Linked DNA regions of Homo sapiens: regions 1, 2 and 4 are each linked to region 3. A link is a loop called in an ENCODE intact Hi-C map of the cell type or tissue named here. Cell type or tissue: OCI-LY7. All regions are shown on one strand. Region 1 overlaps MCTP2 (multiple C2 and transmembrane domain containing 2). Region 2 has its middle 56 kb from the start of LINC01581. Region 3 overlaps MCTP2 (multiple C2 and transmembrane domain containing 2). Region 4 overlaps MCTP2 (multiple C2 and transmembrane domain containing 2).

Evidence for each region. Peaks named below come from ENCODE experiments on the same cell type or tissue, not always from the same donor. Only the 100,000 strongest peaks of a DNase experiment are listed, where the experiment ranks them.
Region 1: it touches region 3 in a loop (5-fold over the local background); 3 of 110 quality-filtered maps call a loop at or near these places.
Region 2: a loop joins it to region 3, with 8 times the contacts of the local background. A loop is called at or near these places in 97 of 110 quality-filtered maps.
Region 4: a loop joins it to region 3, with 3 times the contacts of the local background. A loop is called at or near these places in 4 of 110 quality-filtered maps.

Annotation. Positions count from the first base shown.
Region 1 is chr15:94,475,952-94,480,951 of GRCh38, reverse strand. MCTP2 (multiple C2 and transmembrane domain containing 2) reads right to left here. Exons shown (of 23, transcript NM_001385001.1): 22 at 4,159-4,256; 23 at 1-1,986. The coding sequence ends at 1,918. Among named protein-coding and RNA genes, the nearest start is that of LINC02852, 110 kb to the left of the region's middle. In OCI-LY7, CTCF peaks have their summits at 1,721 and 1,923; a DNase peak (open chromatin) is centred at 1,991; H3K4me3 peaks cover 1,244 bases; H3K27ac peaks cover 1,516 bases.
Region 2 is chr15:94,161,673-94,166,672 of GRCh38, reverse strand. No RefSeq gene overlaps it. Among named protein-coding and RNA genes, the nearest start is that of LINC01581, 56 kb to the right of the region's middle. In OCI-LY7, CTCF peaks have their summits at 2,075 and 2,274 (motif pointing left); a DNase peak (open chromatin) is centred at 2,242.
Region 3 is chr15:94,321,941-94,326,940 of GRCh38, reverse strand. The region is part of intron 4 of MCTP2 (multiple C2 and transmembrane domain containing 2); the gene reads right to left. Among named protein-coding and RNA genes, the nearest start is that of MCTP2, 93 kb to the right of the region's middle. In OCI-LY7, CTCF peaks have their summits at 2,310 and 2,536 (motif pointing right); a DNase peak (open chromatin) is centred at 2,570; H3K27ac peaks cover 322 bases.
Region 4 is chr15:94,255,569-94,260,568 of GRCh38, reverse strand. The region is part of intron 1 of MCTP2 (multiple C2 and transmembrane domain containing 2); the gene reads right to left. Among named protein-coding and RNA genes, the nearest start is that of MCTP2, 27 kb to the right of the region's middle. In OCI-LY7, no CTCF peak of the experiment used is centred here; DNase peaks (open chromatin) are centred at 518, 1,158, 2,158, 2,578 and 1 weaker place; H3K4me3 peaks cover 4,778 bases; H3K27ac peaks cover 5,000 bases.

The sequences.
Region 1 (5,000 bases), 150 kb before region 3:
TGATTCGGTCCTGCTCTTACGTCCCAGCTGGTGTTTGGGTCCTAAACTTAACACTGAGAATTTCAATCGGGCTACAGAGGAAACAAGTCTAACTAATGATGCCTTCTTGTCGGGCAAATAATTTCATTTTGAAATTCTATAGCAAAAGAACAACAATAAAGTATTGGTTCCACTTTTAAATAAATAAGGGGTTATTTTGCTGCTGAAAGTTTTCATTCAAATGACTGATCAGATCTCACATGTCTGTTTAAAAATGTCTGACTTAGGTCGTTACAAAATGACAGACTATGATAAACTAGATGATAGTTAGAAGCAAGACAATGAGGCATTGTTTACACAGAAGATTGAGTAACTGGTTTAACAAAAGAGGTTCTTGGGTATCTATTGTATGTACAACTACGAGATTTACTGGAGCTTTTATAATTTCTGCAAGGCTCTTTTCCAGCCAGCTTCATTAACTTGAAGTAAATCAAATCATGCAGAATTCTGGCTCAGCCAGAAAGCAACCCAGTGAGATACAACATGAAGAAAAACAGACACGGGATGATAAGATTTAGAATCTTTGGCATTTTTCGTAAACATTTTGTTTGAAGATTATTAAATTACAACCCAGAGACAAAAAAAAAAAAATAGTGAACTCACTATTAAATGAGATCTTTTTAACCTTAACTTTTTTTATAATACATACATACATAAAAACTGCACAAAGTATGTGTCAACAAAATACAGTCTTTAAAACTTAAATATCATTTAAACAGACTTAATTGCATACATTTTATATACGCACAAAGTCAGGATTTTTACATGGCAGGGAAATACTGTGGAATGATGAGGTCTGCAGGAGACAGATGCTATCAAATGAGGACTCTGGGGTGGTATTTTCTAGAAATGGGGTTCTGAAATAAATTTTTATTGTATGTAGCTTATTTTACTTCTAAGAGGAACAAAAGATACATTTGGGCAGCCAAAGTATTTCTACTTCCTGCTTAAAACATTCAGGCAAATGAAATGATTATAATAATTAGGTAAGCAGCCTTATTAGTCTCTCGGTCTTCAGTTTCTTATCTTTCTAAATACCTAGAGAATTTATTCATTCATTTCTCCCCTACCCCCACCTGCCTTTCTGAAATTATATGTTGACATTTTATAATATTTTGAAAATAAGCAAAAAGTAAAGTGAGAAGAAGTGGCATCAGAAGGCAACCAAATACTTTCATGGGACCCTCATTTTTCAAGTGAGTGATCTCTAGGGACCTTCCTGGGCCATCCATTGCCAGCAATGGACCCTGCTGTAGGCTGGCATCCAGCACCGAGAGGTTTCCCAAAAATTCACATACATATCCTTAATAATCATGGCTGAAAGATCCCTAAAGGTTTGAGCTAATTCTGGTAATTATTAAAAATGCCTTTTAATAATATACAATATTTGGACAGAGGATGACTACCAAAGACTTGTTAACTCTGAGAAGAGACTTACGCCCATGAACGATAATCTGAAAGGAGTGTGGGGCTGGGGAGCGGAAATAACTGAATCTTAATGAGAGTCTGTTGGAGGTGTGAAAACAAGTTCAAAGTCACTCTTGAATCCAAGTGGGCTCCTGGCTGTTCTCAAGGAAGGTGGTGTTCAGATCCATGGCAGCCTTGTTATCTCCTATTTCAGAATGGATGTTAGTCTTTCACAGTCTTGGGGTTGTTGCTTTTCGCTGGGCTGACCCTCTACGCAACTAGGACACCCATGCATGAGGGTGTGTGCACATGTGTGTATGTCTGTGCACGTGAAGGAGGAGGAAGTATACAGAGGGTGCCACAGGGCATGCATTTCAGAAGGACACCTTGGGTACCACTGAAACAGCCATAACATTGGTCTACTCAACCAAACACAATATTGGGTGCTGCTGTCCAAAGTCGGTGTGTGCCCTAGAGAGCGCTGCGCTTCTTCCGCAGGGGGCTGTGGCTGCTGCAGAGTTTCAATTCTGCATACTGCACCTGTGAAAACAAATAGCCGTGATGCTGGCGGTTAGGTAACCCTAGCTCGCCACAGTGTGTGCTAATGGCTCCCCAAGGACAACCGAAGGCAAAGGAAGGAAGGTTCAAAGGTAATGAATCATTTTCTAAACACAGGAACATGGAGGGATTAATTGCAGGAAGGATTTGAGAAGTCATGCATCATTTCTTGAAACCAAAATATTAAAAGCAGATTTTTCTAATGAGATGCGTGGGTTTCTACCTTCGCTGGGCACTGCTAGATGATGTTCGTTTTGTGTGTGCCAGTTTTCAACCATAAGTAAGCTTAATAACTGCCTCTTGGGAATGTTTATCTTAGTATATGATACAGCAACTTACTGAGGATTATTCGTTTAAAAATATCTAAAATCTTGGGGAAAACATCTCGGAAAATTATACACATTTACTTTGCCTGAGAGGAAAAAATGCTGAAATTGATACTGGACCCCAGACTTTTATATAGATTTCTCGTGGAAATTAATTTCATTTGCAATGTAATGACTAAAACATCTGTGATAAATATGAGTACTTGGGAGTCCCCAGTGGCAAACTGTCACTGTGTTATTAGAAAGCGCCCTTGGCGATACACGGAGGATCTTACTAGCATACTGTACATCTTCCTGGAATGTTCTTTTGCTGCATCTCTCTGTGTTCATGCCATCTCCAACTGGAATGGCCACTTTGAGGGCTAGTGACTGGACTCTGCACAGAGAATCCTTGGGGGCTTGAGGGAAATTTCTGTTCTTCAAGGATACAGTGTGAACTCACACTGCGACCCAAGTGATGGTACGTTGCAAATATATTGCTTTGGTGTGTGGGCTTTGATAGGCTGCTGGTGGAATGGCTTTATTTAAAACATTGTATTACAGACCACATGTGCTCCCTATTTTTAGCATTTGTGACAAATTCCCCAAGGACATTATGCCTGATCACAGAAGTCAGGCTGTACTTTGTCAGAGGCAGATAAATGAAGAAAACACCCCATTCCTTATGGTGTTTTGCGAAGGTGCCCTAAGGGAGCAGAGGATGACATACCTGTCAATCTTCAATGCAAAACAAACAGGGGCCGGGTTATTATTTTTTAATTAAGTAATACAAATGTTAAAGAGTAAATTCATCTTTCTAGAATGTGTTTTCACAGCTAATTATGAAATGAATTTTAAAGGAAGATAGCATCACAGAGTCCATTTTAATTTCTAGAACTCGGAATGAAGGGGAAAGAAACTCTAAGGCTTTTCCGCCCCAGATCTTTGAAATCCTCCCTGAGCTGCCAGGGAACCAATTATGCTACAGTGGCTCAAATATGAAAATCGATATTTGATTTGGGATTCTCTGAGATATTAAAGGATTGTGTCTTTGATCATCTTGATGATATTTCACGCCATGGTCTCCCCATCTACCTATTCAGTGATCTCTGTTCTCCATTAGAGAAACTGCCGCCTGCCCTCCTTCCTCTGGATTTATAGCAGGCTGATCCACAGGGGCCAGGATCGAGCTACTCTACACGACTTTCTAGTATTGTTGCCTTCGTTAATCTCTGTGTATCCACAGAAACAGGACACTGCTGGACTAGGTGACCATTATCTGTGAATAATACTTCTGATTGATCTCACATTATTTCACACTGCCTCTGCCTCTTTGTGTATTACAGTAAATGGGGGCTGCATTCTCAGCATCCCTAAGTCTTCAGAGGGAAGACGATAGAAGGGAGGCCTAGGAGATAAATCAGGGCAAATGAGAATAAAAAGAATAATCCTTTTGTCCCCTACTTCCCCTAAAATGCTTGCCACCCGGAAGAAGAAAATAAGCAACACTCCCTGGGTTTGGATCTCATGCAATTCTACTCACTGAGCCCATCTTATCCTCTTTAGGGAGGCAAGCAATCGAAAGGGGACAAGCATCAGTGCCCAGTAGCCACACAGTGTGAGTTCCAGATCATACTTAAGTAGCTCTTTTTCAAAACAATTTCCCCCAATCACCTCATGCTTTGGACAAAGATTTTTCTGCCACTTCTCTGCAAGCCAGGCCTCTTTAAGGATTTTCTGGTTCCTTATCTCAATTACTCACACAAGCAAAGCCTTGTGTTCCTCTGGCTCCGGGGCTGGCCAGATTTCAGGTTGGGGCCACTGTTGGTGGTAACCATTCATTACATACCTTTTGAACATCAGACGGTACCCTAGAGAGGAAGTCTAGTAGCTCATTATTGTCGATGGAATAGGGATTTCGAAGCTTCTTAGTAAATTTATTTATGCCTGAAAAATAGAAACACAGGAGATCTCTTTATCTGTCTGTCTGTCTATCTATCTATCTATCTATCTATCTATCTATCTATCTATCTATCTGTCAGTCAATCATCTATCTATCTAGCATCTATCTTCAAAAACTCGCCTGACTCGGGGGAGAGGGGATATTCACAAGTAAAAATTAGTGTGAAAACAATTACCAGACCTCAAGTCAAGCACATGTTGCTGTCATGTAGAATCATTCACAAATGCCTTTTCCTGAAGGCAGGAAGCAGGGGCTGGTGAAGAGGGGCTCTGCCTTCTTCAGCTGTGAAAATCCCATTACAATCCCAGCAGCAGGGCGACAGAAACACACGCTCAAACTGGGGAGCACGTTGGCTTTTTTGGAATACGCTGATTAACAGCCGCCTCTGCTATGAAAACAAATGTCCCAGATGGGAAAAGGCCTTCATTAGCCCAAACAAGTCCCTGCTTGGAGGCTCTGGACCAAACGTAGCAGTGGGAGGTAGAGGGCGGGAGTTGTTTTCTTGTTGTTACAAAGAAAACCGCAGTCATCTGTCTTTCCCCACCTCCAACTCATTTTCACAGGTTTCTCTCCTCTCACAGCAGAACAGAACCTGACATGTTGATTGTACTTTGATGCTGCAGGAAACTGTGAAAAGTTATTATTGGCAAATTATCTTACTATGGTTGCTAACTTAATTTATGGATCACAACGTCGGTGCGTGGGTCTGTCTGGGCAATGGAGAACAT
Region 2 (5,000 bases), 160 kb after region 3:
CTGCTTTTTGTTTGTAAGTATATGGAAGAAATAGTGCCCAGAATAAAATCGGAACAAGGTGGAGGAAGGATTCATTCACACAAAACATTGCAACATTATTTAAAGTGAATCTCGGAGGCAGTGGGTTTTTTTTTTTATTTTAGTATTTTTGTGTGGGTGTGAGACGGGGTATCGCTCTGTTGCCCAGGCTGGAGTGCAGTGGCACTATCTTGGCTCACTGCAACCTCCACCTCCTGGGTTCAAGCAATTCTCCTGCCTCAGCCTCCCGAGTAGTTGGGATAACAGGCACGTCCCACCACACCAGCTAATTTTTGTATTTTTAGTAGAGACGGGGTTTCACTATGTTGGCCAGGCTGGTCTCGAACTCCTGACCTCAGGGGATGCGCCCACCTCAACCTCCCAAAGTCCTACTGAAAGGCGAAGACAGCTGGACCTCCTGGATCCAGTGGGGACTTGGGGAACTTTTCTGTCTTACAAGAGGTTTATAAATTCACCAATCAGTGCTCTGCAAAAATGCACCAACCAGCACTCTGTAGCTAGCTAGAGGTTTGTAAAATGGACCAATTGGCACTTTGTAAAATGGACCAATCAGCGCTCTGTAAAATGGACCAATCAGCAGGACATGGGGGGAGGACAAATAAGGGAATAAAAGCTGGCCACCCCAACCAGCAGCGGCAACGTGGTAGGGTCCTCTTCCTTGCTGGGGAAGCTTTATTCTTTCACTCTTCATAATAAATCTTACTGCTGCTCACTCTTTGGGTCCCTGCCACGTTGAAGAGCTGTAACACTCACCAGCAAGGTTCGCGGTTTCATTCTTGAAGTCAGTAAGACCACGAACCTACTGGAAGGAACCAAATCCGGACACACTGGGATTACAGGCATGGAGGAACCAACTCCGGACACAACGGGATTACAGGCGTGAGCCACGCCAGGACGAGGCAGTGGTTCTTACACTGTAGTATGCGTTGACTAAATAAATGGTCTCTTAAAATACAGATTGCTACCCTGCCCCCCCCCCCGCCCCCCAGCCACCACTCCCAAACTCCCCAGCCATTTCTGCATTTATGGTTTTGGGTGAGTCCTAAAAATTTGCCTTTACCATAAAAGGTTGATATGGCTGGCCTTGGGACCACATTTTGTAAATCACTGCAATGGCAGTAATTCTAAGCCTTGGTTGCGTCTTGAAAGCTGGAGAACTTTCAAAGATGCTCATGCCTGGGCTACATCCACAGAAGTTCTGGTTTCATTGGTCTGGGGTGGGGTCTGTTTATGAGGAGTTTCAAGAGCTTTCCGGGTGACCTAAATGTGTACAAGTTAAAGATAACTTACCTAGGATATATCAGAAGTAGTGTATTTTAGAAAAGAGCCATTCGATTATGAATTTAATAAATATGAATTGAGTACCTACCATCATTCCAGCCCTGTGCTATGTAATGGGAAAACAGATATAAATAAGAACGAAAGAGGAAGATTGCCACATTGATAGCTGCTAGAGTGACAGCCTGCCAATGAGCTTGTGCACAGAAGGCTGCTAAGATGGTTGGGATGTATGTGGAAGGCTGTGAAGTTCAAGTGAGAGAAGGTTTCACTAAGGAACTTGAACTGAGTTTTGAGGGATGAGTGAGCATGATGTTTTATGAGCAGAGAATAGGGGAAGGACATTTCAGAGAGAAGGCAGCCATAAGTGAAGGCCCGGAGTTGGGAATGGACACAGTATGTGTTCACGGGCTGCAGCCTGGTGTAGTGGTGCAGAACAGGGTAGGAGAAACAGGCTAAGATAGATTTCCATGCTTAGACTTATCCTATGGGATTTGACGGGGTATTTGAGGGTTTTAGGAGGAAAGTGATAGAAATAGATTTCATCAAGTACATCAAGAGGTAGGAAGATCTACCTGAGAAACATTCTCCAGATAAATGGGCACATAGAATAATCAGGACACCAGCTTCCCCCCGCCTTTAGCTAATCCGTCAACGTCTGATTAGAAGTGCAAGGAAAAGGGGGACGCATTTCTTTTCACTGCAAGTAGAGCTGTTTCAGACTTTGGGAATCTTGGGAGAAAAAGAGTAAATGCGGAGAGAGAAGACATCAGAGAGGAGAAGAAGGAGAAGGAAAGCGCAACAGAAATGACACTGTGATTCAAATCAGTTCAGAAACAGCAAATACAAATAAAAGAAGTGAAAAAAATTTCTCCAACTGCCCCTGATCCTCTGAAACCCTTTCCCAGTGAGGCCAAAGGCCACATACAGTAGCCTGCACTGCCCCCTGCAGGTAGAATACAGAAACGGCAATGATTGAATCTGGATTTTATTCTCAGCTTCGGAGAAAGCAGAGGTAACAAGAATGTGCCTTGTGTATCATCAATCTGCCCTCCAGCTAGGCCTGCGTATTACTTCTTTACTGTTTACGTTTAAGCCTAGTTTTTTTAATTACCATTTTTTTGTTTACATGTAAGCCTAGTTTTCTACTTACCATTTTTGTTGTTTACATTTAAGCCTAGTTTTTAATTACCATTTTTGTTGTTTACATTTAAGCCTAGTTTTTTAATTACCATTTTTTCACGGCTCTTTAAAAACACTTTTTTCCTCACATTTTACATCTGAAATTAGAATGTGTCTTGGAATCAGTTTAATTGACAAGTTTTTTTGTCTTTTCTTTATGATACATGACAGAGCATCTCACAACTGATGGCATCTTAGATTTGGCAATATTTATTTTGCATATGTCAAAGGTATGGCCTGGTGGAAGAGGAATGATGTTTTTGAGTAAGATACATCTGCTGTCACCTTGACTCTGATATCCCTTCTTACCTAAATTTTGGCTCTCCATTACTTACCAGCAATTTGATTTTCAGCAAGTTAATTATCTCTCTGAGTCTTGATTTCTTCGTCTTTAATGCTACTTACAAGATTTTGTACGAGTTAAATGAAATTCCATCTAAAGTCCTTGAACAGGCCTCACCTAGCCCATTAAAGTACCCAATAAATGACAGTTATTTCCAAATTTAAGTCTCAAAAAACAGATAGCTGTCCTGCTACTAACTGAGCGAAAAGCATTCAGACAAAACTACCCGCTCTTCATCCGAACCTGCTGTTGTATCCCAAATGCAATCTGTGTGGATTAATCCTTGGAATTTATGAGAGCTACTGCTGAGAGGCTTGCTTTATGTTGATCACAAAAGGCATGAGGGTTCAGATGAAGTCTGTGGGGGCATTTATTTTAAATGCACCTATTTGGATGCTTAAAGTCTTAAGCAGAACCCAGCTATCTTTGCCCACTATAATTCAAAGCCTCCTGTCTCCAAACGGTGTTAATTTTTTTTCCTGTGCCCTTAAAACTCTCCAGCTTGGTTTCTGCTTTATTCTGATAAACCTGGAAGTGCAGGGCCAAGCCTTTTAAGTAAAACTGCTTTTCCGGTATTTAAGGCGGTTGAACATAAATGAAATAGAAAATGACAATGATAACAGGTAATGCTATCGCTGCCTGCTGGATGCTGTTTGTAGCTCTCCCTAGCAATCACAGGATAAAATAAAGCCCATGTTGAAGGGCAGTTTCTCTAATTGCTGCCAAGGGATATGAGCAGCGTGGACTTGAAGCCTCTGTTAGCTCTGCAGGGGGCAGCTCTCAGGAGCACCTGGATGAAAATGGGGCTTATAAAGATGTTCCGAAGCAAGCTTTCATGTTTGCCAAGTGGCTGCCCCTTGAACTCCCTAATATTCCTTTTTTTTCCTTAAGTGATATGAAATCATACAGTTCAAGTTCTTAGCGTGAGTCCCAAGGAGAGAGAAGGAGCAATAGAAAGAGGAGGAAATCAAAGCTTTTCGTGGTGGCTGCTGCACGCTTTCTTGGTAGCATCATTGCATTTCTGAGGTTTATGGTGAGACAAGGAGCTGAAGGGGCACAGAAGGAGGTCTTCACATGCTTGTTCTGCCCAGGCCCTGCCCCTCTATGCCAATCTGCTTCAATTGCTGGGCATTCAAGCATTTTACACGACAACAACTCTGTTAAGTAGGTATTCAGTTTATTTTATACATAGGGGTTCCAGATAGATTAAGAAGCTTACTAGTATGTGATAAAGTAATGGTTTTAATCCAGGTTGATGTGACAACATTGCCTGTGTTTTTTCCCATGAAACAGTATAGCCTCCCAACGTTCCTTCACCCCAAGCAGAAACTACACCTGAATTCACATTCATCTACTCTGACAGATCTTGCACATGTAGTATTATGTCTATACTACGCATGTATTGGATATGTGAACATCTGCTTATTTATTTATGCTTCAAAACAGCCTGATGAGATAAAAACCATTGGGATCATTTATAAATGAGAAATAATAGGCCTCATTTATAAATGAGAAATCACAGGGCTTATATATAATATGTGTGTATATATACATGTACATATATACATACATATATATACATGTATATATACATATATATACATGTACATATATACATACATATATATACATGTATATATACATATATACATACATATATACATATATATACATGTATATATACACATATATATACATGTATATATACATATATACATACATATATACATATATACATACATATATACATACATATATACACATACATATATATATATCCGTGGGTTTAGCTCTCTGAATGTTTTCGTCACCGTTATAACAACTATAAAACTGGTTAAAGCACTCCATGAGCTTTTAATCTAACAGGTCTCCAGGGTCTTGTGTTATTCAGGCTCTGTTATCTTTCTGTTATGATAATGAAAGAATAGAAACAGCAGGAAAATGTATTTAATACACACACACACACACACACACACACAAACACATGGATATGTACACCCAGGGCAAAAGGCAGTCAGGGGCAGGTGAGGCTTGTTATGTTTTGTTTGATCTATTGCAGAAAAACCAAAGCCAAATTGCTCTGGGATTTCCTCTTTCTTGGATTATGTGGGTTCTTGGAAATGAGCCTCAGAGATCTCTGCAACAAAGAAGATGAAGT
Region 3 (5,000 bases):
AAACAATTTAAAGAAAAAAACAAGACAACACTTTCCTTCTATCAAATTAACAAAGATATGGCTAGGCACGGTGGCTAATGCCTGTAATCCCAGCACTTTGGGAGGCCGAGGTTGGGGGGGGGTGGGGCGGGGATCACCTGAGGTCAAGAGTTCGAGACCAGCCTGGCCAACAGGGTGAAACGCCATCTCTACTAAAAACACAAAAATTAGCCAGGCGTGGTGGCCCATGCCTGTAATCCCAGCTACTCAGGAGGCTGAGGCAGGAGAATTGCTTGAACCCAGGAGGCAGAAGTTGTAGGAAGCTGAGATCATGCCACTGCACTCCAGCCTGGGTGACAGAGCGAGACTCAGTCTCAAAAAAAAAAAAAGTAACAATAATATTCCACATAACAAGGTAGGTGAGAAACAAAAAGTGGCCCACTTTCACACACCAGTAGGTCAACAAATAGGTCTTTCTCAAGAGTAAATTGGCAATTTTTTAATGAGAATCTTGAAATGCTCAGATCATATAACACAAAAAATGCAATCCACCTGAATAAATAACTCACTTGCAAATATATGAAAAAGTAACCTGTACACACAGATTTAGGTATAAGAACGTTTGTTGTGGCATTATTCCTAATGTTACAAATTTTGAACAAACTTAATTCAGAATGTTGACTGAACAAAGTATGGTGCCCTAAGCTTTTAATTTCTTCTCCAAAATAAAGTTTTTATAATACAGAGAAAAATGTGTAGAGAGAAAACACCAGGTAACCAAACATTTAAAAGCCAGATTCTCTTTCATTTTAGAAAGAAAAATAGATTTTAAAAATCGGGGCGGGCCAGCCACGGTGGCTCATGCCTGTAATCCCAGCACTTTGGGAGGCTGAGGCAGGCAGATCACAAGGTCAGGAGATCGAGACCATCCTGGCCAACATGGTGAAACCCCCATCACTACTAAAAATACAAAAATTAGCTGGGCATGGTGGCGCATGCCTGTAATCCCAGCTACTCGGGAGGCTGATGCAGGAGAATCACTTGAACCAGAGAGGCAGAGGTTGCAGTGAGCCGAGATCGCGCCACTGTACTCCAGCCTGGCAACAGACCAAGACTCCGTCTCAAAAAAAAAAAAAAAAAAAAAAAAAATCGGAGCGATGGAGTAGAGTAGGTTCAGAATTTCGGTAAGGCCTAGTGGTGTGCCTTCGTCAACACCAGTTTTACTCATGAAGGGGCATTTTCTAGGTCAAATTTATGATGGGGAAAATTAAACCTCAATCCACGACAGAGTCTTTATTCAAATAAGGTGCCTTTTAAAAGAGTCTCTCATTTCTCCTGTTTCACAGAAAATAAGACCTGACCTCAAGAAAACACCTTTCACAACCCTCACACCACCCAGGTTAGAGGTGGTGGTGGCGGCAGGGGGAGGAACTTTTATCTCAAAAGAAGTAAAAGAGCAAAAAGATACACAAAAAGTACAAAAATTGATGAGGAAACTGGGAAGATAAGCCCACGATAAAAAGGATGGGGAAATCACAAAGTCATTCCTGTTCCCACAGGCGAAATGCAAAAACAAAACCCAAACTAGAATAACTATACCAAGAATAACTATGACAATTCACACGGCAATAGTAACAGCTAATGTTTATTGCATATGACTGTTTCAGCTCCACCCACCTCACGGCCCCGCCCCACGACCACCACCAAGTCTCCACAAGCACACACACCAGGTTAATCCTACCGCAAGCCTAGCAGGCTCATGGCTAGACCGTGTCTGAGCTAGAATCCAAACTCCGGTGGTCCATGTCCAAAGCCCACGCATAACCCTCACCCACCATCCAGCACTCTTCAGCACGTCACATCATGACACAAAACAAAATGATGTCTGTAGGGCACAGCAGGGTTTATGGTGGCCCAAGCCTAACAGAGGTGCCCAGAGGGCTGCCAGAATGAATACTTCAGTACATCCCATTCAGAACACACCTGTTGGGAAGCTACACCGCTGCTCAGTATACAATACAGAGTTCTAGCAACATCATAAAAATTAGCCTGCTAAATAGCAAAAGAAAACCAGGACTTAAATCAGTCATTTTAACTTTTTGGTAACAATTTAGTAATTTATTAAACAACAATAATTGAATAATAATATAATAAACAATAAGATAACAATTATTTAATAATAGTAAAAATTATGCTATGTAACAGCGATTACATAGCATAATTCTCACAGTATCGAGAGATCTTTAAATTTTTTCTCTGAACTACTCCTTTTAAATATGAACTTGACTTATGTAGCACATTTTTTTCCATTATCTGCATATAAAGCTGCCATTGCTCTAGAAACGAACGTCAGATATCTACCTGTGCTGGAAATTGAGAAAGAGAGCAGTTTTCTGAATGAGTGTTCATTTATTTTCATCCACTAAAACTCGCATCAAAAAAGACCATCAAACCTCAACCTACAGCTGAAGTGATTTTCACGGCCCTAGTAATGTGACAGCGAACTTCCATTAACTTTTCTTTTCCTTTTGCAACGCTACAGAGTGGCCACAAGAGGGCACCAGCAACACAGTATTCCCTCAGCCCACAGTGGTAAACTACTACAGCGGCCTAACATTACAGCAAAGCACAGGGTTTTAAAGCGAGGGCTATTGTTTTCCACGTATTAGCGCTCTACGAGCCAACAGGGTATGAGCTGAGCATTTTGCACAGGACGAGAGACCTGCCCATATCGCAAGGCTGAAGTTCAAGCCAGGCCTGGAGCATAAGACCAGCTCTAAGACGCCAGAACACCTCCTCCTCGGCCACATTCCTTCCCATGGGAAATGGACCCAGGGTTCAGTTTCCTCCATGCATCAACCAAATCATGAAGCAGTTGGAATTAAAGGCGATTGCTCACATATTTCTTCTGCTTTACCAGTCTCAAAGTTTAAGACAGCCAAGAGCTACTCAGATCGAGAACTTAAAACAAGTGTAAGTCCTATTTGGTCGAAAACAATACATCTTGTATAACATCCCGGAAAATAATGGAAAGGAAATGGGGAATATAAGGAAATAAAAGGAAAACGTTAGGATGAAGAAAAGGAGAGTAGAAAGAGCAAAGAAAGATGAGAGAAATAGAAGAGGGGACAGGGAGGGTCAGATGAACACAACACACAGGCAATGGCTGAGACAGCAGACATGCAGGAAGATGGCGGCCATTCTTCCTATGCGGATTGCTAACGAAGGTGAGCTCAATGCCATGCCTGGACCATTGACAGCATCAGAGTAAGACTCGTTCTTAGAAAGACCACTACAGCAGCCAAAGTCATCCAACAATAAATAATAACAGTAATAATAACAGGGCTGCTTAGTTTACTCCTGAGCTCCCCAATACCAGACCTCCTATTGTCAAGGCTGAAGGCCCACATGCCAAAGATTCAAAGGAAATTCTTGAAGAACTGGAAAACCACCTGCAAGGAACAATCTTCTAAATGTGGCCACACTTCCAGAGCTACCTGATCCAAACTTCTCAGCCTCCCATGATAGTCTTCTGTGCCCATGATTATTCATGGGTATTAAGCATGCTTAAGACAGGGAGTTCTTAGTCTCCCACCAACTTCATTTTTCATTACCCATAGGTTTTTGTTTTTTTAAGTCTGCACACATACACACACTGAGAGGCCACAGCTAAAGACCCTGAGGTGTCCTGGTGGCAACTATACAACATTACCCCTTTCCCAACACCATTGCTAAACCTGCCCATTGTTCTGAAGCCAGACTTCCTTGTGAGTCTTTCTAAAGAACAATTAACAATGGTGTAGTTCAGCAATCTTCACCAAAACTCCCAGAAAAATCTCCAAATCCCACCTTGATAACCTGCTTAACATACCAGCTCTGTGTTTGAACCAGGGAAGGGAGTGATTTAGATAAAACCTCACAGCTCTTTATGCCAGTGAAGCCTATTTCCCAGCCTCTCGCTGACGGCATCACAGCAGAGACAGGGAACTCTGGTATCTGAGACCTTTTCTGCATGTGTTTCCTCGTGGGCAAAGTCACCAAAAACTTCCTATGCTCAATCACATACCCTCTAAGCACTTTCTAACATCCTTTCTTGGGGTTTGTGAGCTGTCTTTTCCTAAGGGAGACACCATATTCTTCCACTCCACTGCTGAGTTAAATAGCAAGAAAATGACTTTTTATTACCCAACATCTCCGGATTTTTCTGCATGATTTCATGTCGTATTTCCAAGATGCTTCCGCTGAAAGCATTAGCCTCAACTCTTGATGACTGCCTAATGAGATTATACCATCTTTGTTGTAGATGTTTTTAAAGCAGTTTTTCAAAGCAAGAATCCAAAAATCAGACCATGATATTCTAGGCAGAGGTCAACAAACTTTGGCCCATCAGTTAAATCCAGACCACTGCCTGTTTTTGTAAATAAATTTATATTGGAAAACAGCTATGTTCATTTGTTTATTGTCTATGGCTGCTTTCTCACTATGTCAAGAGTTAATTTTCACTTATAGCCCATAAAGCCATAAAAAGTCTACTAATCCATGTTCTAGACAGAAAGTAACAGACAGTAATGATTATGTAACAATCCGAAGAAAATGCAGAACTCCTTCCTTAGCAGAGAGTGATTCATCAAAATAGCTTTTCTCCCTAAAAAAAAAAAAATTCAAAAACAGGGGCTGTGCAATTGGAATTAAAGGCCCTAAAGCTGCTGCTCCTCCATGGTCAAGGTTGCAACACATTTGAATAACTCTGAAGGAGCCTCTGTCATAATAAAAAATATGTGATTAATTAGATCCGTGTTTTTTACTTAAAATTAAATACATGATTCCACATAGGAAAATAAAATACAGGTGACTCTTGAAAACATGCATTTGAACAACTGCAAGGGTTCACTTATACAGAATTTTTGTCCTCCTCTGCATCTCCTGAGACAGCAAGACCAAACCCTGGTCTTTCACCTCCTCCTCAGCCAATTGGATGTGAAGACAATGAGGGTGCAGGCTTTTATGATGATCCACTTTCA
Region 4 (5,000 bases), 66 kb after region 3:
TTAATGGCTCCTGCAGATAAACTTTGTACAAGTTCAAAGTCCTTAATATGGTGTTGGAAGCCCCATTTACTGTCTGCCCACAACCTGTATTCCCAACCACTCTGTGGCCCATGAGAGAAGACGAGAGGGCAGAAAGAAGAAGAGAGTTGGCACTGTCACTCTGGAAAGAATGCCAGCCTATCAATGAAGGCTGCACCCTCCAATCATGAGATGATGCCAAAGCTGAACAAGAAAGTTGAGTGGGCTGGACTCAGGGGGTAGACTGCAGCCTGGAAAGGAATGCTAAAGAGATGGCAGAGCCTCTGAATGCACCATGGCAAGCCCACTGGATCCTGAGTCGGGGAGGAATTTTCGCATACCCTTATTGCCCCTGAGGAACAGGAGAAGTTTCCGTGGCCAGAATCCCCAGGAAAGGCACTCAAGGTTCCTTGGGTAGAGAAAACAGAAGTGAGAAGACAACATGAGAGGTACAGGTGGAGCCTTTTCATATATTCCAGAGATAAAGCAAATGACCTCACTGGTGAACAGCCAAAGGGGAAGAGAAAGTGGTTGAAGGAGATTAAGAACAGGGCAGAGATCAGAAGGTTCCTTACCCAATGTATGATCTGGAAAGGACAATTACATGGTGATGTGGAGGGCATTCAGTGCACAAGGGTGAGACTAAGCCATCTGCTATTCCTGTCCAAACAATAACAATAGTTTACAAATGACTGAATCAGGACAGGCGCACTCTTCCCTACAGTAGAGACCTGGGGAAGCCTTTACAAGCGATCATGTCCATCAAAAAGCAGTATCCTTCACCAAATGATCATACAGCAATAACCTGAACAAAAGGGCAACAAGCTTCAAAGTAGAAATAATCATCACAGAGGTTAAACCAACCTTGGGCCAGGTTTGTTTTTGGAGTTCAGAAATTTAAGAATTTAGAGAGTGTATCATATATTACACAATACCCTAAATGGTTTGGAGACAGTATTTCATCATCAAACATATCACAATTCAAACTTAATGGGATATATAACTACTACATAGAACAGAAATAGTTACACAAGAGTCCAAGTCAGAGTTTGCTACCAAACCCTGGTAAGGATTCTTACAAACAAAATCCTTTCCATTTGCAAAAGTTTCTGAATTGTGAATTTTTAGATAAAAGATTTATGAACTAGCAGTTAACAGCTGCAGTAACAGAACAGCAGCAGAAATAGGAGGAGAACATCAATTTCCCCTTCCTGATCACCACTCTGCCCCAGGTGCCAGGCTGTGCACTGTAGCATGTTCTCTTTAAAGGTGAAGAATTTGGAGTTCGATGAGCTTTATTCAGGACCTTTAGCAAACTTTTCTTCCCTTAGCCTCCCTAGGCAGAGTATGAGTACTAATGGTGTGTTTTTATTCAGGTCCTGCAATCCCATGACCTGGACTAGGCTGGGTGGGGTGAAGGGGGTCCCCAGAGTGAACTGAGTGAGCATGGCCCAGGGAGAGTCCAGCATAGCCACAGAGTGTAGGAAGAAAATATTGGAACTTCCATTCACACTGACTTAATGTGTTCTTTTAATCTCTATTTTAGTGTATGCTGAATAATGTATATATATTATCAGCACCATAGTACATGTACATAATTTATAAGTAAATATGTAAACTTATATATTGGGTGTGTCTGCTCAAAAAGTACCTGCTTGATAGGGCGTATGATCAAAAGAATATGCAGAGAACAGTTCTAGAGCATCTGAATAATTAAATCCTTTAACCTGTTGGAAAACAAATAACAAAACTGCAATACCAGGAAAAGAATTTGTTTTCTCCCTTTAGGCAATAACTATTTTCAGAACTGTATCTCTCCTTTTAGAAAGAAGAATCAGGTAATGAACATAATGCAAACCAGACAAGATGAAATAGACAAGATTTTTTTGGTTTTTTGGTTTTTAGTTTTTTAAGGCAAGCGTGATTTAAATAGGGTTTTCGGTAACTACCATTGTCACCTCTACTAAATGGTGTTTCTCTTGGGAAAATTCATTAACTATTAATTTCAATAAAGGATCTCATCTGTCTCAAGTCACTCTTACATTTACAAACTACACCATGCATGCACCACTTCCTTTTTACTTACTCTGGCACATTCAAATAATTTGCATTTTCAGAAGTAGACACAGATGCTTTTTTGTGGACCCAGGTGATGGGGCAGAGGCAGGATAAAAAGATTTGCATGTCCTTTGAGAGAGGAGTCACTCATAATTAGAAAAGAAATTCAAACTCACAATATAGAAATAAATCTGTTTACCATAACCTGGGCTTAGAGAAATCTGGATAACTGAAGCATTCATTTAGTTGTGACATTATTAAGTAACCAAGGAATTAGAAACCCTCCTGGGATTTGAGCACATAAATGTTCAATATGTGGCCAGGCACAGTGGCTCACACCTGTAATCCCAGCACTTTGGGAGGACGAGACAGGCAGGTTACTTGAGGTCAGGGGTTCGAGACCAGCCTGGCCTACATGGTAAAACCTCATCTCTACTAAAAAAAAAAAAAAAAAAAAATGACATGGTGGCAGGTGCTGTACTCAGGAGGCTGACACAAGAGAATTGCTTGAACTCAGGAGATGGAGGTTGCAGTGAGCCCTGAGAAGATCGCACCACTGCACCCCAGCCTGGGCGGCAGAGCATGATTCCATCTTAAAAAAGAAAATGGGCCAGGCACGGTGGCTCACGCCTGTAATCCTGACACTTTGGGAGGCCGAGGAGGGCAGATCACAAGGTTAAGAGTTCAAGACCAGCCTGGCCAACATGGTAAAACCCCGTCTCTACTAAAAATACAAAAATTAGCTGGGCATGGTGGCACACACCTGTAATCCCAGCTACTCAGGAAGCTGAGGCAGGAGAATCGCTCGAACCTAGGAGGCAGAGACTGCATTGGGCCGAGATCATGCCGCTGCACTCCAGCCTGGGTGACAGAGCAAGACTCCGTCTCAAAAAAAAAAAAAAAAAAAAAAAAAAAAAAAAAAACAACAAAGAAAATGACAACAAATATTTTTAAAATGTGATAGTTCTGAAAAAGCCCAAACAATTTTTCTTTGTAATGCTACCAGGGCATTGTAGGGAACATACACCACTGTTACCACACGCAAAATATATGGGAGATAAGGTTGAATTTTGTCTAATCTAGCATCTACCCTCAAAATTCCTCCTTTCAATGGATGCTAGGAATCTGCTTTCAAAGCCTGACTTGGCTTCTTACAAATTCATCAACTCAGTGGTCAAATCAGACAAGGGTCCTGCCTTTGGGAAGCTAGTGTTCCCATGAGGATATATATGTTTGAAGAGGGATGAAGCCATCCCACAGAGGATGAGGGAGCATGTGAGCAGAGACTTAAGTGACAAGAATGAGAAACACTATTTGAGAAAGAGGATTCCAAAAATAGGAATGGATCCATGCAAAGCCCCAAAGCCAGAACATGTTCCTTGCTTCTAACAGCAAAGAGGTCAACAGAGCCAGATCTGCCTGATCTATCAGTGACAGAATAAGATGATGTCAGAGAAGGGATGAGGGCCAGCAAAGACTTGAGGTTTTATTTTAAGTGAATTGGGAAGTCAGGGAGGAGAGGAGGTGAAGGTTGGTCAGAGGATTGATTGATTTGATTTGTCATGGATTTTCAAAGGATCATAGTGTCTGCTGTGTGGAATATGTTCCACGCAGGACGAGTCCAAGGAAGAAGACCAGTGGAAGGAAGGAGAAGTATCAAAGGTTCTTTGATTTATGATTTGTTTCTTCATTTTTAGCTTCCTGGTTATTCAGATTTCAGCATTGCTGGAAATACAAAACTATACACCGTATCTCACATTAACCACTGCCTGTTGGGTCCACTCAGGAAAGAGGAACATGGGCAAGTTGTGCTTCTTTTCAGAAAGGTCCCTTACTTCTCTAAGTCTCTTGCTCACAGAAAAGACCCAATTCTTGTGATGGTCTGCCTTCCTGATACTCACTCATGACATCAAAATAGCCTCTCAATTTAAACAACATCATGCAAAGTTTTGCAGCTATGTACTGAGACTGGCTATCTGAAAGGAGTCCCATATTTTGTAGGAGAACAGCTTAAGGACAAAGTTTAGTATATCATCAATAAAAGTTGTTATTCATCCAACAGACATGGGGAGGAGGGTGGTATATTTTATTCCTACTACAGGTTGAGTATCCCTTATTCAAAATGCTTGGGACCAGAGTATTTCTGATTTCAGATTTTTGTAGATTTTGGAACATTTGCATATACATAATGAGATGTCTTGGGGACAGGACCCAAGTCTAAACACTAAATTAATGTTTCATACACACCTTATATACATAGCCTAAAGGTAATTTTATACAATATTTCAATAATTTTGCACATGAAACAAAGTTTCGGCTGCATTTTGACTGTGACCCATCACACAGGGTCAGGTGTGGAATTTTCCACCTGTGTCATTATGTCTGCACTCAAAAGCTTTTGGATTTTGCAACATTTTGTAGTTCAGGTTTTTGCATTTGGGATTTTCAGCCTACAGATGTCAAGAAAATTCTGAGCACCAAAATGGAGCTGTGAGGAAAAGACAAAAGTTTTTATGCGACATCTGAGTAAATAAAAGTCATCCCTGCTAAAAATCAGATTGTGCTTCATTAACAGAAGTAAGTACAACTGTAAAGTCAACAAAAAAAATTTTCCTAAGAGCATTCCATAGTTGCTAAACAATGTAATAACTCCCTACTGTTGAATGATTTCTTTCATTCCTACCAACTTTCCTAGCTCTACTTCATTTCCCCTGCTTCCTGAGCAAAGATCACTAGGATACTCAATTGTGAAACTGCCTCGGCTTCAGAATAGCACTCAGTACAGAGTTGACCACGGCTTCTGCTGGTCCACCCTTAATGCCACTCAGCATAAGCCCAAAGCCCTCCTCCACTCTCTCCTACCAAATATCCCAGGATTCTTCACGAGATGCAACGTCCCTTCCTTGGCCTACAGGCATGTTTTT